2 separate regions of the Mus musculus genome follow, and region 1 is linked to region 2. Evidence: chromatin loops called from intact Hi-C (ENCODE). Cell type or tissue: heart. All regions are shown on one strand.

Region 1 (8,000 bases), 180 kb after region 2:
ATGACGAAGCTGAAGTGGAAACTTAAGGGTTCTTTGGACAGTCATTTGGATGGTGTTTTGCTGGGGCAAACACATGAAGGGACGTTTTGTTAAAGTGGACACCGGTGTGAAAGGCTAAGGCAGACTCATGGAGGAACATTTCCCTGAAGCAGACACAGGAGTGAGCAGACACAGGAGTGAGGATGTTCTGCTAAAGTAAGCATGTGAAAGGACACGTGAAGGATTCTTTACTAACAACACGCATGTATTGGTCTGCCTTACATTGCATAGTTGAGCTGCATTTGTCAGGACTCCATAGAGAGAAATGCACAAAAACACTTTTGGTGGTGTGCTACAGTTTGTTGCCACTTCCGGGGACTGCTGTTGATTTGTGTTGTTATCCCAACTGGACTGCTGGTGTATCTGTGCATCGATCAATCGAGCTGTCACTGTCTGCTAACCTTTGAACTGAACTGCCAATTTCCAGACAGCACAGATGGGAGTTGCTCCAAAGAACCATTTCTAAATGGGTCCATTTCCCCATATCTACTTTCTTTTCCACTACTTCTGGTGGGTGGTGGGCTACAAGGAAGGTTAAAATGTTTAAGAACCATCATTAAAAAATATTTTTTTAAAAAATTAAAGTTACAAAAAGCTGACTTATAAAATCAGTCACAACAGAAGAATTAGATGGGGCTGGTGAGATGGTTCAACAGTTAAAAGCGTTTCTTGCTCTTTCAGAGGACCAGGGTTGCTTACCCCACTATCCATATGGTGGCTCACAACGTCTGTAACACCAGTTTCAGGGGCTCTTCTACCCTCTTCAGGCCTCCATGGGGACTACATGCACATGGTACACAACAAACTTGCAAGCAAAACACTAATCAACATAAAATACAACTAACTTATTTTTTAAAAGAGTAACAGAGATTAATAATAACGAGCAATTGTGGTAATATAATATAAAATTACTTAAAATGGATGCATTATTTATTTTCTGGAATTTTCTACTTAATGTTTTCTTACTGTAGTCATCCAAGGGGCACTGAAACCACGGAAAATGGAATTCTGTATGAAGAGAGAACTACTGCTCACTAAACACTGGGATGTCCCAAATGAGCAATATATTGCTACTTAGTTCTGTTATCTGGACTGTTTGCCTCATTGTAGAAATTCAGTTCCCATAAAAGTTGGCGTTAATGACAGGTCAGTCTAAACGACTAAGTTGCTGAGCAAGGGCACATCCTAAGTGAGCAGAGAGCGGTAGGAGCAGAACGACAGCTGGAATGGCTGTGTGCAGGGAGGGGCAGTTAAGGCTGAGTAACAGCAGTAGGCCAACGGAAACATAGCTCCACAGTGACAGTTACTTCCATCAGACGATCCTATCAAGGCCAGCAGGATGGCTTAGTGAGTCAAGGAGAGCGCCCCAAGTCTGAGGACCTGAGTTTGATTCTCAGGCGTCACATAGCAAAAGGATAGAATGTACTTGTCCAAGTTGTCTGACGTCCACATGTGTGCACTGCTGCACCAGCAGCAGAAAGGTATTTTCTGGAGCCGACCATTGGGAGTGAGAGGAAATTGTTAGCTGTAAGGAACTGAGAACTCTGATGTTCATCTGTAACTAGCCATACGCTGTTTGCCGACTCTCTAATCCCTGTAAGGCACCCGTAATAAAGCCTTGCTTATCAAAGTCCTTCAGGATGTGGGCTCCGACTTGCTATGTAGCCAAGGATATTCTTAAACTTTTGAGTCTCCTGCATCCACCTCCCAAATGCTAGGATTAAAGCCTGGTTTATGAGGTTTGGGAAATCAAAGCTAGGGCTTCCTGAATGTTTGCCACACACCCTACCATCTGAGCTACATACCAGCCCCAGGGCATATATATTTGACTTCATATCTTTGGTGGGATTTAAAGACAGACAGTGGGTGTTCTAAGATAGGTACATGATGAAGAGCTCAAGCCTAGAATCTTAGCTCAGGGGGCCTTTTATGCCAGATAAGCAATACATAGACTTTTTGTTTTGTTTTGTTTTTGTTTTTCGAGACAGGGTTTCTCTGTATAGCCCTGGCTGTCCTGGAAACTCACTTTGTAGACCAGGCTGACCTCGAACTCAGAAATCCGCCTGCCTCTGCCTCCCAAGTGCTGGGATTAAAGGCGTGCGCCACCACGCCCAGCTACTTTTTTTTAATTCATAATTGTCCTAGCAATGTAAGTAATGTCTTAGAAGAAACCATCAGTAGCTGAAGGGACCCATTTCATAGCTGGACTCACAGCCATACGTTTTGGGAAACATATTATTGCTTACGTTTGCAAAACAGGTTGTGCACCCTGCCTTTCAGAGCCTAACACTTCTTGCAGGCTTTGACTTCACTGGAATGGATTGTCTGACCTGGGGTGGCCGGGACATTTTGTCACAGCAACAGAAATAAAGCCAGGACAAATAGTCCTGGGCTGGAAGGTGCTTCCTATTCCAGGCAGTTGTAATGAGCTCCTTAAAGCAGATTTAGAAACCAGAACATATAGTCTAGTTGTATCACACTCCTGTCTTTATGGGGAACATCCTTTTTTATTCAATAAAGCTTGATGGTAGGTATGTAGTACAGACTTGGCCATTTTAAAGCAGCCAGTTGTCTCTTTAGAGTATTGGTCCATAAAAGGTGTTTCTGCTCCTCAAGTATGATGCTCAATAATCTGTATGCACGCACTCTCCTAGTCTATGCGGTGTACCTTGGACAAGGAGGCTTACAAACAAAAGGAGTCCATTTTGCTCAGATCTAAAGGCAAGGAGATAGCCGAGTTTCTACTTCTTAGGTGGTGTGGTGCTTAGCTTTGTCAACTCAACAAACAGAATCACCTGGGGTGAACGTCTCAGTGAGCCTGTCTACAAGGGATTGGCCTTTGTGTATATCTGTAGGGGGGCTGCCTTTTTATTTTATTTTTTATTTATGGTTTGGGGGGCAGCTGTAAGTGAACATGAGTTGGGGTGCTCATAGCGACCAGAAGACAGTGTTGGATTCCCTGGAGCGGGAGTCACAGATGGTTGTGCAAGGTTCAGCATTGATCCTGAAATGGAACTTCAGCCTCTGGAAGAGCAAGAAGCGCTCCTAACTTCCCCTTTCCTTGCTGAGTTGCTTTCTGTCAGGATATTTTATTACAGCAGCGGAAATGAAACCAGGACAATATTACTTCAACTATTCAAATATTGCTTCCCCAAACACCTTCTGACCCCATTCCAACACTCTCACCATCACGTTGGATTATCCCAACACATTTGGAGGAGGCACAGTCCATACCTTATATTTCACATACACATGTGCACACACACACACACACACACACACACACACACACACACACTCCAATAAGCAAAATTAAAGACCAAAAACCTACAGGAGTTTGGACTGACACGGAAGATGTTTCATTAGATAGAGTATCTTATCAGTGGCTTTTCCTTCCCCACTTCTGCCCCGGGCCAGCACATGTCACTTGTCCTCCGCTGGAGAACACTGTGTTCTGTGATCTGGGGAGGTCAGAAGGGTCAGAACCTTGGCTCGCCTGCTGAACTCCCTGCTCTGCTGACACGGTGTTATTTATCACAGCGAGGCTGACAAGGATGGCGAAAGCATCTGGCTGACTTCCTGATTCACAGACCAGCATTTCCTCCTGTGCACAGGAGCCTGCTATGTATGGTTTGTCTGGAAGGTACAGGCAGTCTAGCCATTCCTGAGCAGATCGGATGTCCCGGTGTTGTCTTTGGACAATACGACTCATTCATATATCTACTTTGTAGTTTTTAGATTTATCCCAGAGTCACTTTTAGTGGTCTCCTGACCTCATCCATCTCAGGCTGAAGCGACTTCAAACTCGGCAAAGCGTTCCCCACGTTCAGGTCTCCCTACCTCCTCTCGTGCTCCATCCCCATACTGTGCTTTGGCTCAGCTCCCCACAGCCAGGAAGGATCTTCCCTCTTCCGGGAGAGGCACGGCTTGAATGATGGGACGTTGGATGCCCACAGTCTCGTTCCTCTTTGTCAGAGTCCCAGTTTCCTACAGAGACAGAGAGCTGCCCTTTTTGTTGTCCAGTCTTGACTGCTGCTGAAAGGTGACACACTGTAAGTATTCTTTATTTCAATGAGTTAAGGGGGAAACCCACTTATTTGGATTTATTTACTTGTTGTGTCTCTGTGTGAATACAGAAATAGTTAGGTAAATTCCTTAGTGGAAAAATTAACATCCCAGTAGCTTAAAAGCTACTCCACCATGCAGTCAAAACCTTCCACCAGCATGCATTGATGGAAATGATTGTAAGCAAAGAGAGAGAGAGAAAAAATGTTTGTTTTGTTTTGTTTTGTTTTGTTTTGTTTAAATACTAGTCCTAGAAGCCACAATGCAAAGTCAGCATATCTAAGGAATCACCATCCTGCGCCTTGCAGGGCCTTCCATGTAGCATCAGCTGACTCAAGAGTCCATTTTTCCCTACTTGGCTTTGCTCTGACTGAGGTAGAATAAAGGCCCTAGGTGATCCGTCATGGAAAATGCACCCTCAAGTTTTCCAAAACTGGGAACTGAAATTGAACTGATGATGGCTTCATTTTCACACACACACTAAATCCTCCAGGTCTGGGACTGTGGCCCTGACACCGAGTGGAGGCCCCTCCCCAGGGTACCCATCTCTGTGGCTCCGGCTGACTCTCCTGACAGGCCGTTCCACTGCTAATGCCATTTTGTGCAAACAAAACACAGTTCCAGAAGGTACTCATGACTGTATCCTAGTGCCCAGTAGGGCTCTCAAAAATACGGCCCTGCTCCATTAGAATAACCACCATCAGTGCCTGCAGTCCTCTGCCAGCCAAATCCCTAGGCGGCAAAAACACCGGCTCAGACCCTTTGTACCAGAGTTTCCATCTAGAAGGGGGAACGTAATTAAGCAAAGGTAGTGTAATGAGGACGTCGGCATCAGGGTTCCTCTAGGAAAATTCCATGCTGGAGGAAAGATGGGCCACCCACAGGAACTCTGACTTTAGAGGAAAAACTACCTGCCTATGCATTGTATCCTTCCTGCATTGTCCCCCTCTATCTCTGTCTCTGTCTCTTTCTCTCTCCCTCTCCCTCTCCCTCTCTCTCTCTCTCATACACACTCACATGTAAAGCTGCAGTAAGCAGGTTTAAGGTAGATTGGGGTGTGTGTGTGTGTGTGTGTGTGTGTGTGTGTGTATGTGTGTATGTGTGTGTGTACGTGTGTGTGTGCTGGTACATGTGTGCACACTTGTGCACCTGAGATTGACATTAAGTCTCACTTGATCTCCGAGTTAATCACTTAACTCACTGAGTTAGCATCTCCCAGTTGACCCCAGAACTCACCAATACTGGTTAGTCTAGCTTTCAGGCTTGCTCTGGGCACCCCTGTCTGCCTTCCCAACGCTGGGATTGCCCATCTGGCATTTACATGGGTTCTGGGATCTGAACTCCCAGCCTCACACTCAAAGAGCAAGCACACTACCAGTTTTTTTCCCATCCCATTTCTTCTTTTAATAAAAGCTTTTGGACGCAGGGTCAGGCCTTATGGCTGGAAGCCAGCAGTAGCTTCAGACATCAAAGCTATTAACCATGGGACAAAACGCCATTTTCAGCAAGTCTGAGCCCAGGCCAGGGGGTGATCAACAGGAGGCAGGAGGCAAGAGGCTGGAACTCAGTGCAGACAGAGTGAGCTTGCTGAGGGAAGGAAGTGACACACACTGTCAACTCACAACAGGATATACTTTCTCAAAGCACAGCATGGCATGGCTCACTTTATCTTACCAAACCAAACTGACAAATGTAGGCTCAGGCATGACCTCAGCTGAAACTTTGCAGGCCAAACTGAGATCATTGTCAGGGCAAAAGGCAGTTGGACTCCCAGGGGAATACTAGTGGAAGATTCCCTTGACCCATCGTTAAAAACCAACAATGTGACTGCGGATAGAAGAAGCCATGGGGACCTGGGCGTTGAGTGTCCTGGGAAGGGGGATGCAAGAAATCTGACTTCTTGTTGGGCCACACTGAAAACCGATTGGGGCTGGCGGTCTGGGCCTCAGCATCCTTCAGGCTGCCTTCTGACTCAGGATTCTGCTAGCCATTTATCTAGATTCTTTGAAAGCCAAGAACAGGAGTTAGGAGCCTAACTTTGCATCAGCACTGGTGTGCGCGGGAGCCAGTCACAGCCCCTCTGGCAGTTTCTCCACTCAGCAGAGCCTGTTCACTGGGACTTCGCTTTTGAAAAGAAAACCAGTGACTATTACTCATGAGCCGGTACGCAGCGCCACCTAGTGTCGTGAAGCCGTGTGTACTGTTCTTAGTGCCGAGCTTCCAGCCCTGACTGACTGTTGCAGGGTTCCAGCAGCTGGAGCACACACAGAACCTTCCCGCTCCGTCTGCGCATTTCCTATCTGATGTCCTAGCTAGAGGCTCCTCTTCCCCTCTCATGCCTTTGTCCCCGATCTTTGTTTCTCTGTCATCTCTTTCTGGAAGAACATCAATTCCCATGGGTCAAACCACACACTGGGAGGAAAACAAAACAAAAAAGCCCAAACAAACAAACAAACAAAAAGCCCAGCTTCTTCAACAAATGGTACTGGTCAAACTGGCTGTCTGCACGTAGAAGAATCCACATAGATCTATATTTACAACACTGCCCAAACTCCATATGAAGCAAAGACCTCAACATAAAATCAGATACACTGAACCTGATAGAAGAAAAAGTAGAAAATAGTTTTGAACTCATTGACACAGAAGAAGACATTCTGAACTGAACACCATTAGCATAGACACTGAGAACATAATTCACAAATAGAACCTCATGAAAAGCTACTGTGTGGCAGGGGACATCATAACTCAGACAAAGTAATAGACTACAGAATGGGAAAAGATTTTTTTTTTACCAACAATAGAGTGCTAATATCTCTAAAATGTATAAAGAATGAAAAAACTGGACATCAAGAAAACAAGCAACCCAATTAAAAATGGGGTACATATATGAGCAGAAAATTCTCAAAAGAGGAAATACAAATGGCTGAGAAGTACTTTAATGTTCAGTATTGTTAGTCATCAGAGAAATGCAAATCAACTTTGAAATTTCATCTTATACCAGTCACAATGATCAAGTTCAATAAAACAAGTGACAGCAGATGCTGGTGAGGACATGGAGGGAGGGGTCAGTCCTCCACTGCTGGTGGGAGTGCACACTTGCACAGCTACTATGGAAATCAGTGTGGTGACCCTCAGGGAGATGGGGACTGATCTACCTAAGATCCAACTATACCACTCTTGGACATCTACCTAAAGGCTACTTCATGCTACCATACCATACTATTCTATACCATACTATACGGTACTATTCTATATCATACTATACGGTACTATACTATACATTACTTGCTCAACCATGTTCATTGCTGCTCTATTCATAATAACCAGAAATTGGAAACAGCCTGGATGTCCACCAATGGATGAATATATATTTTTAAATGTGATAAGTTTACATAATGGAATGCATTCAGCCATTAGAGAAATAAAGTCATGAAATTAGGAAATAAAAACATCATCCTGAATGAAGTAACCTAGACCTAGAAAGACAACTTTGGCATACGCTTGTTTATTTGTGATGTTAGCTGTTGAGTCTTTAATAAGCAGGCTACCATCCAGATAACCACAGAGGTTTGGCAGAGAGTAAGGGACTAGCAGGGAGGGAGGGAGGGATGTCCCTAGGAAGGAGAAATAAAACAGGTAAGTATAAGTGGACAGGGGAGGCAGGAACAGGAGGATAAAATGGGGACAGGAGGAAAGAAGAAGTAAGGGAAAGAATATGGGAAGAGACTGATAGCACTAAGAGCCATTTGAGGGGTCATGGGGAAACTAACACAATAGAAGTGTCCTAAATCTAAATGAAATGATCAAATAATGGGAGATGGAACCCCAACTGGACATTTCTGGTCACCAAATGAGCTTCTTGTGCTGGTAATGGGTTATATCTAATTGAGTCGTTG
Region 2 (8,000 bases):
GTCTATTGGGTCATACTTATATCCTTCCCAAACATCGCATGTTCTCTCAAGCATCCACTCTAGCAAAACATCACATGCCCCTTTTTCTGGCTGCTTCCAGAAAAACACCACATGTCTGTTCTTAGTAAAACATCCTCCCCTGTGTCTGCTTCAGGAAAAAACATCCTCTCATAAGACTGTTTCCAGGGAAAAAAAATCACATGACACAACTGAGTCTCGAAAGAAACCAGAAATTTCACTTCAGGCTGTGCGTGCTTTTGTGAGATGAATCCCTTCCCCCATTGACCTCTCCATATATCAAATGGGTTCCCTAAAAATAGAATGCTTCTAAAGAGTGGCTCATTCCTTTTCTGGCTGGCCAGTGAGCACCAGGGCTTTGCCTGTGTCAGCCTCCCCAGTGCTGGATTTACAGGAACACACCACCACACTGAGGCTTTTTATCTGATTCCTGAGAGTCCTCCAGAGTACATGGCAAACACTTTACCAACAGAGCCGTCCCCCCAACCCCTGCTTCACTGCCTTTTGTTTTTATTGGTGTGTTTCTGTTTGTCTATTTTAATGAATTATTTGTGGGCTGGAGAAATGGCCCAGCAGTCAAGAGCATTGTCAGCTCTTCCAGAGATCTTGAATTCAATACCCAGCAATCATATGGTGGCTCACAACCATCTATTCTGGAATCTGATGCCACCTTCTGACATGCAGGTGTACATTTAGATCATAAATGGTCTTAGTAATGAGATACAGGGTCTGAAAAAAATCATTAAGAAAAATACAGGGAAATTCTAGGAGTTGGTAGATTACAAATTACAGTTGAATCATTAGGGCCTGTACTGGCTAGTTTTGTGTCAACTTGACACAGAGTTACCACAGAGAAAGGAGCTTCAGTTGAGGAAATGCCTCCATGAGATCCAGCTGTAAGACATCTTCTCAATTAGTGATCAAGAGGGAAAGGCCCCTTGTGGGTGGGACCATCTCTGGGCTGGTAGTCTTGAGTTTTATAAGAGAGCAAGCTGAGCAAGACAGGAGAGGCAAGCCAGTAACATCCCTCCATGACCTCTGCATCAGCTCCTGCTCCCTGACCTGCTTGAGTTCCAGTTCTGACTTCCTTTGGTGATGAACAGCAGCATGGAAGTGTAAGCCGAATAAACCCTTTCCTCCCCAACTTGCTTCTTGGTCATGATGTTTGTGCAGGAATAGAAACCCTGACTAAGACAGGGCCCCATGCTACTCTCTGTGCATGTTCAGCCTTACACACAGGAAATGAGGGACACCCACCCACACACACACACACACTGTTATGGGCAGGAGAAGGATTTTGATTAATTGATGATGCGCTTTGGTGCCTTCTTGAAGGCAGGACAGATGGTTCTGGTAGGCAGAATTCTGATGTTCTCTTACCTTTTACAGGAGTTTACAGTTGTGATAAAGAGGGATCATGTTGAAACAAGGATTCATGACAGACATGGAGAACACCTTGGCTCAGCGTCTGGCTTCCTGCTATTACAGAAAGATAAAAAGATGCACTGCCCTTGCCTAAATGTTGGCATGCTACTGAAAAGGCTGCATGGTATTTGAAAAAGTCAAAGGAAAGGATATTGGCTTTATGATTAGGTCGAAGAGCCTGTCTAATAGGAAAGGAAAATAAAGGAGGAAAGGGAAAACTTGAACAAAGGACTGAGAGGTTGGACTTCTCATAGAGAAACTAGGTGTCTATCATGACAGATTGATAAAATAATACAGGAAAAGCTTGAAATAACACGTACCAGGAAATAGCTTCTTGACAACTAACTCTGGACCAAACTCATAAACAGCTGTGCTGTCTAGTACTTCTATAACTGCAAAGCTTCATGACACCAATCTTGAGTTAAAAGAAAACTGATTTTATCATACTATTAACTTTCTGTTCTCTTGAAACTTGATGTTTGCTTGCTTTGTTTAATATGCTTATGTAATTAAGGAAGACTTTTAGAAAAAAATGTATATTAAAAAGTTTTGTAATCAGAGGGTGGCGAGATGGCTCCATACGGTAACTCATAACTGTTAACATTCCTTCTAGGCTCTACCCCACAGTTACCTGGCAAGAGCCAGGTATGCCTGGCTTACTATAAAAGGGACTATTTGTCCCTTCCTCCATCTACTCTCTTTTTCTCTCTGACTCCTTTCTCTCTCTGAACCCTTAATCCCTCTCTACCCTTCCTCCTCTCCCACCCCTCTCTCTACTCTCTTCCCAACTCCCCTTTCCATGCCCTAAATAAACTATTCCATACTACATCTGTCTCACGGCTGTTACCTCAGGGGGAAGGGATAACTTGGCATGGGCTCACTGAGGCACCCCTCCCACCTCACCATACCACACCTCAATCAAACATATCCTGGCTTTTTTAATAAAACAATAACCATCTCACCAGGCAGTGGTGGTGCACGCCTTTAGTCCCAGCACTTGGGAGGCAGAGGCAGGCAGATTTCTGAGTTCAAAGCCAGCCTGGTCTACAGAGTGAGTTCCAGGACAGCCAGGGCTATACAGAAAAACCCTGTCTTGAAAAATCAAACTAAACCAAACCAAAACAATAACCATCTCTAATAAAATCTGTTGTCCTCTTCTGGTGTGCACTTATATATAAATAATTTTTTAAAATTTTTTTAAGTTTTGTAATCAACGATTAACATCTATGGGTGCTGTGTGTGTGTGTGTGAGAGAGAGAGAGAGAGAGAGAGAGAGGGTGGGAGAGAGAGAGAGAGAGAGAGAGAGAGGTGGGAGAAAAGGAAAAAGAGATGATGTGGCCACTTCATGGCTCTCTGTTTCCTCATGTACGGAGAGGTGAGTGAGAAGGTTCAGGCTCCCAATGACCCAGACTGGTTCCCTCCTCACCGTGATGGATCTTTTTTCTTATAGAACCCGGGACCAGCCCAGGAGTGACCCCACTAACAATAGGCTGGACCCTCCCGTATGAGTCACTAATTAAGAAACGGGTTTGCCTACAGCACTATCTTAGGGAAGCACTTTCTCAATGCCTTTCCCACGATGGGCACTACTATTCATACTGTGAGCCAGAATAAACTCCTAGCCTAAGTTGCTCCCTGTCAGATACTTAGTCATAGCTCTTCTAATGGTAATGAATATAGGCTTGTTTGGGCTTACCATTTCAGCCTGTGGCCTTGCCACCATTGATCCTCGTCTACAGTAAGTCAGACTATCCCAGTGCTGGCCATATGAAGATGAGAAGGCGGCTCACGTTGCAGTGGACAGGAAGCAGAGAGGAAAGCACCCAGATCCAGTTATAACTTTCAAAGGTATACACCTAAGGACCTCTTTCCTCTAGCTAAAGCCCCTGGAAATAGCATCACTAGCTAAAGACCAGGTACTCAACATTTGAGCCTGTGGGGAACATGACCTGTTCAAACCGTAAAAATAGAGATGTACAATGAATTACCAAAAATTAATTGCTCTGTGTTTATTGTAACAGTCAATTGCACACTATTCAGCTTTACTGTATTGGAATACAAGGCCATTGTTATGTAAGAGTTTGGTTGCTACAGTCAAAGAAATTGCAACTGAGGATTGAATGATTAAAAGTAATGATTAATTGCCAATTAAGAAAATGCTCTACAGACTTGTGTATGGCCCAATCTTCTGTATGCATTTTCTCAATACTTTTAATTCTCATTCTCTCTCTCTCTCTCTCTCTCTCTCTCTCTCTCTCTCTCTCTCTCTCTCTCTGTGTGTGTGTGTGTGTGTGTGTGTGTGCGCGTGTGCGTGTCGTGTCTTTGTCTTAGGGTTTCTGTTGCTGTGATGAAACTTCATGGCTAAAGAATCTTGTAGGGCTGGAGAGATGGCTCAGCAGTTAAGAGCACTAACTGTTCTTCCAAAGGTCCTGAGTTCAAATTCCAGCAACCACATGGTGGCTCACAACCATCCATAACGAGATCTGACACCCTCTTCTGGAGTGTCTGAAGACAGGTAGGTACAGTGTACTTACATATAATAAATAAAATGCCAGGCAGTGGTGGTGCATGCCTTTAATTCCAGCACTTGGGAGGCAGAGGCAGGCAGATTTCTGAGTTCAAGGCCAGCCTGGTCTACAGAGTGAGTTTCAGGACAACCAGGGCTACACAGAGAAACCCTGTCTTGAACCCACCCAACACCCACCCCCCCAAAAAGAGAATCTTGTAGAGGAAGGGTTTATTTGACTTACACTTCCATATCACAGTTCTTATTGAAGGAAACCAGGAAAGGAACTCAAACACACAGGGACCTGAAGGCAGGAGCTGATGCAGAGGCCATGGAAGGGCACTGCTTACTGGCTTGCTTTTCATAGCTTGTTCAACCTGCTTTCTTATAGAACCCAGGACCAGCAGTCCAGGGGTGGGCCCGCCCACAATGGGCTGGGCTCACCCTCATTAATTACTAATTAAGAAAATGCCCTACAGCCTTGTCTACAGCCCAGTCTTATGTAGGCATTTTCTCAATTGAGCTTTCTCCTGGCAGACAACTTTAGCTTAGATGGAGTTGACATAAAAATTTGTGTATGACTCTGTGTGTGTGACCAAAAATGGTCGAAAGCAACTGATGATTGATGTTACCCTGAAAAGCAGTAGATTTCTTGAGCTTTCTACACAGGCAAAAACCAACCAATGAAACAAACAAACAAAGCAGGTCAGAACTCTACATCTGAAAATGGGGCACTATTATCGGCTCAGCATTCACTAGGAATTCAGACTCTGGCTGAAACTTTGATGCAAGGCATCCCAGGGGACAACTTGTGACTCCAGGCTTGTCTGTGGAAATTGAGGTGTCAGATGACTGCATGTGAAGAAACCAGAGAGCAAAGCTAGATAACGGAGAGGCCTGGCAGGAGGCTGCACTGCCTGAGGCACAGGTCTCCTCTCTGCTCCTCTGGGATGAGGTTGGCCAGACAACAGCTCATAGAGGACCTACAGTGACCTGTAGCGCCACCCCGTATGAAGAGCACAGATGCTCCACTGTCCTCTACCAGTTCCTCCTCCTTGACCTCTGTGGAGGGGAGGAAGGAAAGGAGTCAACACAAGGAGTCACCTCCACTCAGCATCAGAGGGGCATGGCTCGCCTAGGAGGTAGGACTGGAGTTGAAGATAATGTAAGAAGTGATTTGAAGTCCGCTTGGATATGGGGCCTAGGCCAAGCCTTAATGAGTTTGACAGAGCACTCTTGTCCAGAAACACACTTAGGCTAACGTACATCAGTGCCAAAAGCAAAACCTGTAGGGCTAATCAGCTCTTGTGCACTGTGTAATTCACCTGTCAGTAGAGATCTGAATGGCCAATAGCAAAGCAACCGAGAATAGACAGGACACCCAGCAGAGAGAGGCGAACTCTAGGAAAGAGTCAGGCTTGGGAAGATTCACCACCCAGACTCGGAGAAAGTTGGACATATGAAACTGAGGAGAGGTAACTAGCCAGTCATGTGGCAGACACAGAAAGTATAAAAGGGTAAATATAAATTAAGTGCTAGTTGGGGAACAAGCCTAGCTTAAGGCCAAACTAGAAAAAGAAAGAAAGGAAAGACAGGAATTCTGGTGGCTAATCCTATGAACAGGGTGGGCAAATTCAATTGTATCCTCCAACTGGGCATGGTGGCTCCTGCCTGTAATCTACTGTAAGCACTAGGAGAGCTCAGGCAGAAGGATAGCCATGACTTTGAGGCCAGCCTGAACTACAGAGTGAGTCCCTGTCTCCAAAATAAACCAAACCAAAGTCCAGTAACAGCAACAACAAAATACCTGTGTCCTCTGTCCACACCACATGTGATATCCATCTTTTAGACACCATATCCCTAAGAGGAGAATTTGGGAGGATATTTTCACATATGGTCACAATCTCCCAGGAAAATGGAGCATCTTTTATAAACAAAGTAATTATGTGGGGCTGGAGAAATGGTTTAGCAGTTAAGTGTGCTTCCTGAGTTTCTGGAAGCTCTGAGTTCCATTACCAGTACCCAACAACTGCCTTTAACTCCAGCTCCTGGGGGTCCAACACTCTTCTGTTCTCCAAAGATACCTGCATACACATGTGGTGTATACACACACACTCACAAACACTCATACACAGATACACACCCACACACACATACACTCACACACATTCACACATACACACATTCATACACAGACACACACATTCACACACTCATGTGCTCACACATACACTCACACACATAAAAATCCCAGAAAAGGGGGAAAAAATCCCTGCTTCCTGGAAGACTGCCCAAGAAGTTCCTGTTTTGTATACCTAAGAAACTTTGGGAGACACCCTTCCACCTTTTTAAAGTGCTAGCCTATAATCCTAGCACTTGGGACACCAAGGCAGGGGAATCTGGAGTTTGAAACTGGCCTGATTACACAGTGAACTTCCTACCACTCCTAGCTTATGAAGTGGGGACATCACTTTATAAACAAGTGAAAATATAAATAAAAGGTCAGTGAGACGGCTCAGCAGGTCAAGGCACTTGCAGCCAAACCTGAGGACCCAAGTTCTATCCCCAGTTCCTACATGACAGAAAGAAAGAACTGACTCTTACAAGTTGTTCTACATTTAAGAAAACTATAAATAAATGAATAAACAAAAGGATTCAGGATCTAAGCAAGACACAGATGTCTATTCCCTGAGGGGAAGTCCCAGCAGGAGCGCTGAACTCCAACACTGAATTTTCTGGGACTCCATAAGTTGGCTAAAAGTAATTTCAAAAACCAGAAGGAACTCCACCCTAAACCACAGTGCCCAGCAGGGAAATGGGCCCCTCTGCCAGCCAAGGAGCTGGCGTGCATGGCTACCTCAAGTCTAAATATCACACCATGGTCAAAAGACTCATAAAACCACAGACAGCTTCTTCCAAGCACTCCTAGGAGAGATGTGTACTTTGAAAATGTTCTAATCCTTTGCTAAATACCAAATACTGGCCGTGTTCTCTGCTCCTGGCACAGCCCCTGCTTCCAGCCCGGATGGGAGGCTGAACCCGGAGAGGGAGGATGGCTCTGTGCACCTCAGCCCTAAGACAGAGTAGGCTCTCCAGCCTTCCCTCCCAAGACCCCAGCCTCACACCCTGTCAGTTTTCTCTCCTCAGAGCAGGAAAGTGAGGTGAGGTAATGTCTCTGGAACCCCACAGTGGCAAGAAGATGAAAAGAATCCGAGAAATGCTGTGTTTAATTTAAAGCAGACCCAGCCTGCCGCCAGGCTGCAATTTCACTCAGAATACCCAGTTTGTTTTTCTTGGACATTCCAGGAACCAACTGGCCACCCCATGTCAAAGCCCAGCAGGAATGCTCCGAGAACGCCTTGCTGTGGGGCACTCAGCTGCCTAGGCCTGGCAGATTGCACTCTCTTCCCTCAGGCCAGGAACTCCTACTGTGGGATGGAATCCTGGTCACTGTAGGAGCCATCTGTTGGCCATTCTTAGCCTGAGACCCCGTTACCCATGTACCTGGCTCTAAGGGTAGTGCTGGCAGTAACAACATGGTGTGTTTATCCTGTGTATTCTCATGAGCCTGGCGTTGTGCTGATCTCTCTATTCCCTGTTTGTCAGACCCTTCCAGCATCCTACGAAGGCAGGAAGGTTTATTACTTTCTACTGTGGCTGCAGTCAAGGCAAAGGGTGATTATGTAACTTGGCCCCGTCACCCAGCTAGGGTTTGAGCTCACAGAGCGCCAATCTAACCTTGGTTGTCCATCAGCAAGTCCCTTCCTTCCCATTGGTTGTCCATCAGCAAGTCCCTTCCTTCCCATGCCGGCACTGCATCAAGATCCTTGGCCCGAATCACTGCTTCTGTGGTATCAGGGTCCACAGTGGTGTCTGCGAAGGGAGTGGTTTGGGACATGGGCACATGGCTGCTGCTGAAAGATAGAGCTGTAGTCACAAGCTCTTCTTTCTAGCTGTTGAAACCCAAATCTGGGGTGGGGTTGGGGGGAGCTCCAGTCCCTGCTGGTTTGTTGCTTCAAGGGATCTGTTGAACTCCTGTCTCTAATCACTG

What was found. A loop is a pair of places that touch in the nucleus more often than their neighbours do. Peaks named below come from ENCODE experiments on the same cell type or tissue, not always from the same donor. Only the 100,000 strongest peaks of a DNase experiment are listed, where the experiment ranks them.
Region 1: a loop joins it to region 2, with 4 times the contacts of the local background. A loop is called at or near these places in 9 of 42 quality-filtered maps.

The regions. Positions count from the first base shown.
Region 1 is chr6:72,158,803-72,166,802 of GRCm38, forward strand. It overlaps Gm38832 (a long non-coding RNA gene), which reads left to right and starts at 3,110. Exons shown (of 2, transcript XR_869176.3): 1 at 3,110-4,091. In heart, CTCF peaks have their summits at 804 (motif pointing left) and 6,289 (motif pointing left); DNase peaks (open chromatin) are centred at 3,549, 5,649 and 6,259; H3K4me3 peaks cover 786 bases; H3K27ac peaks cover 1,740 bases.
Region 2 is chr6:71,982,940-71,990,939 of GRCm38, forward strand. No RefSeq gene overlaps it. Among named protein-coding and RNA genes, the nearest start is that of Gm26628, 23 kb to the left of the region's middle. RefSeq lists an enhancer at 6,394-8,000. In heart, no CTCF peak of the experiment used is centred here; DNase peaks (open chromatin) are centred at 4,952, 5,112 and 7,812; H3K4me3 peaks cover 219 bases; H3K27ac peaks cover 3,176 bases.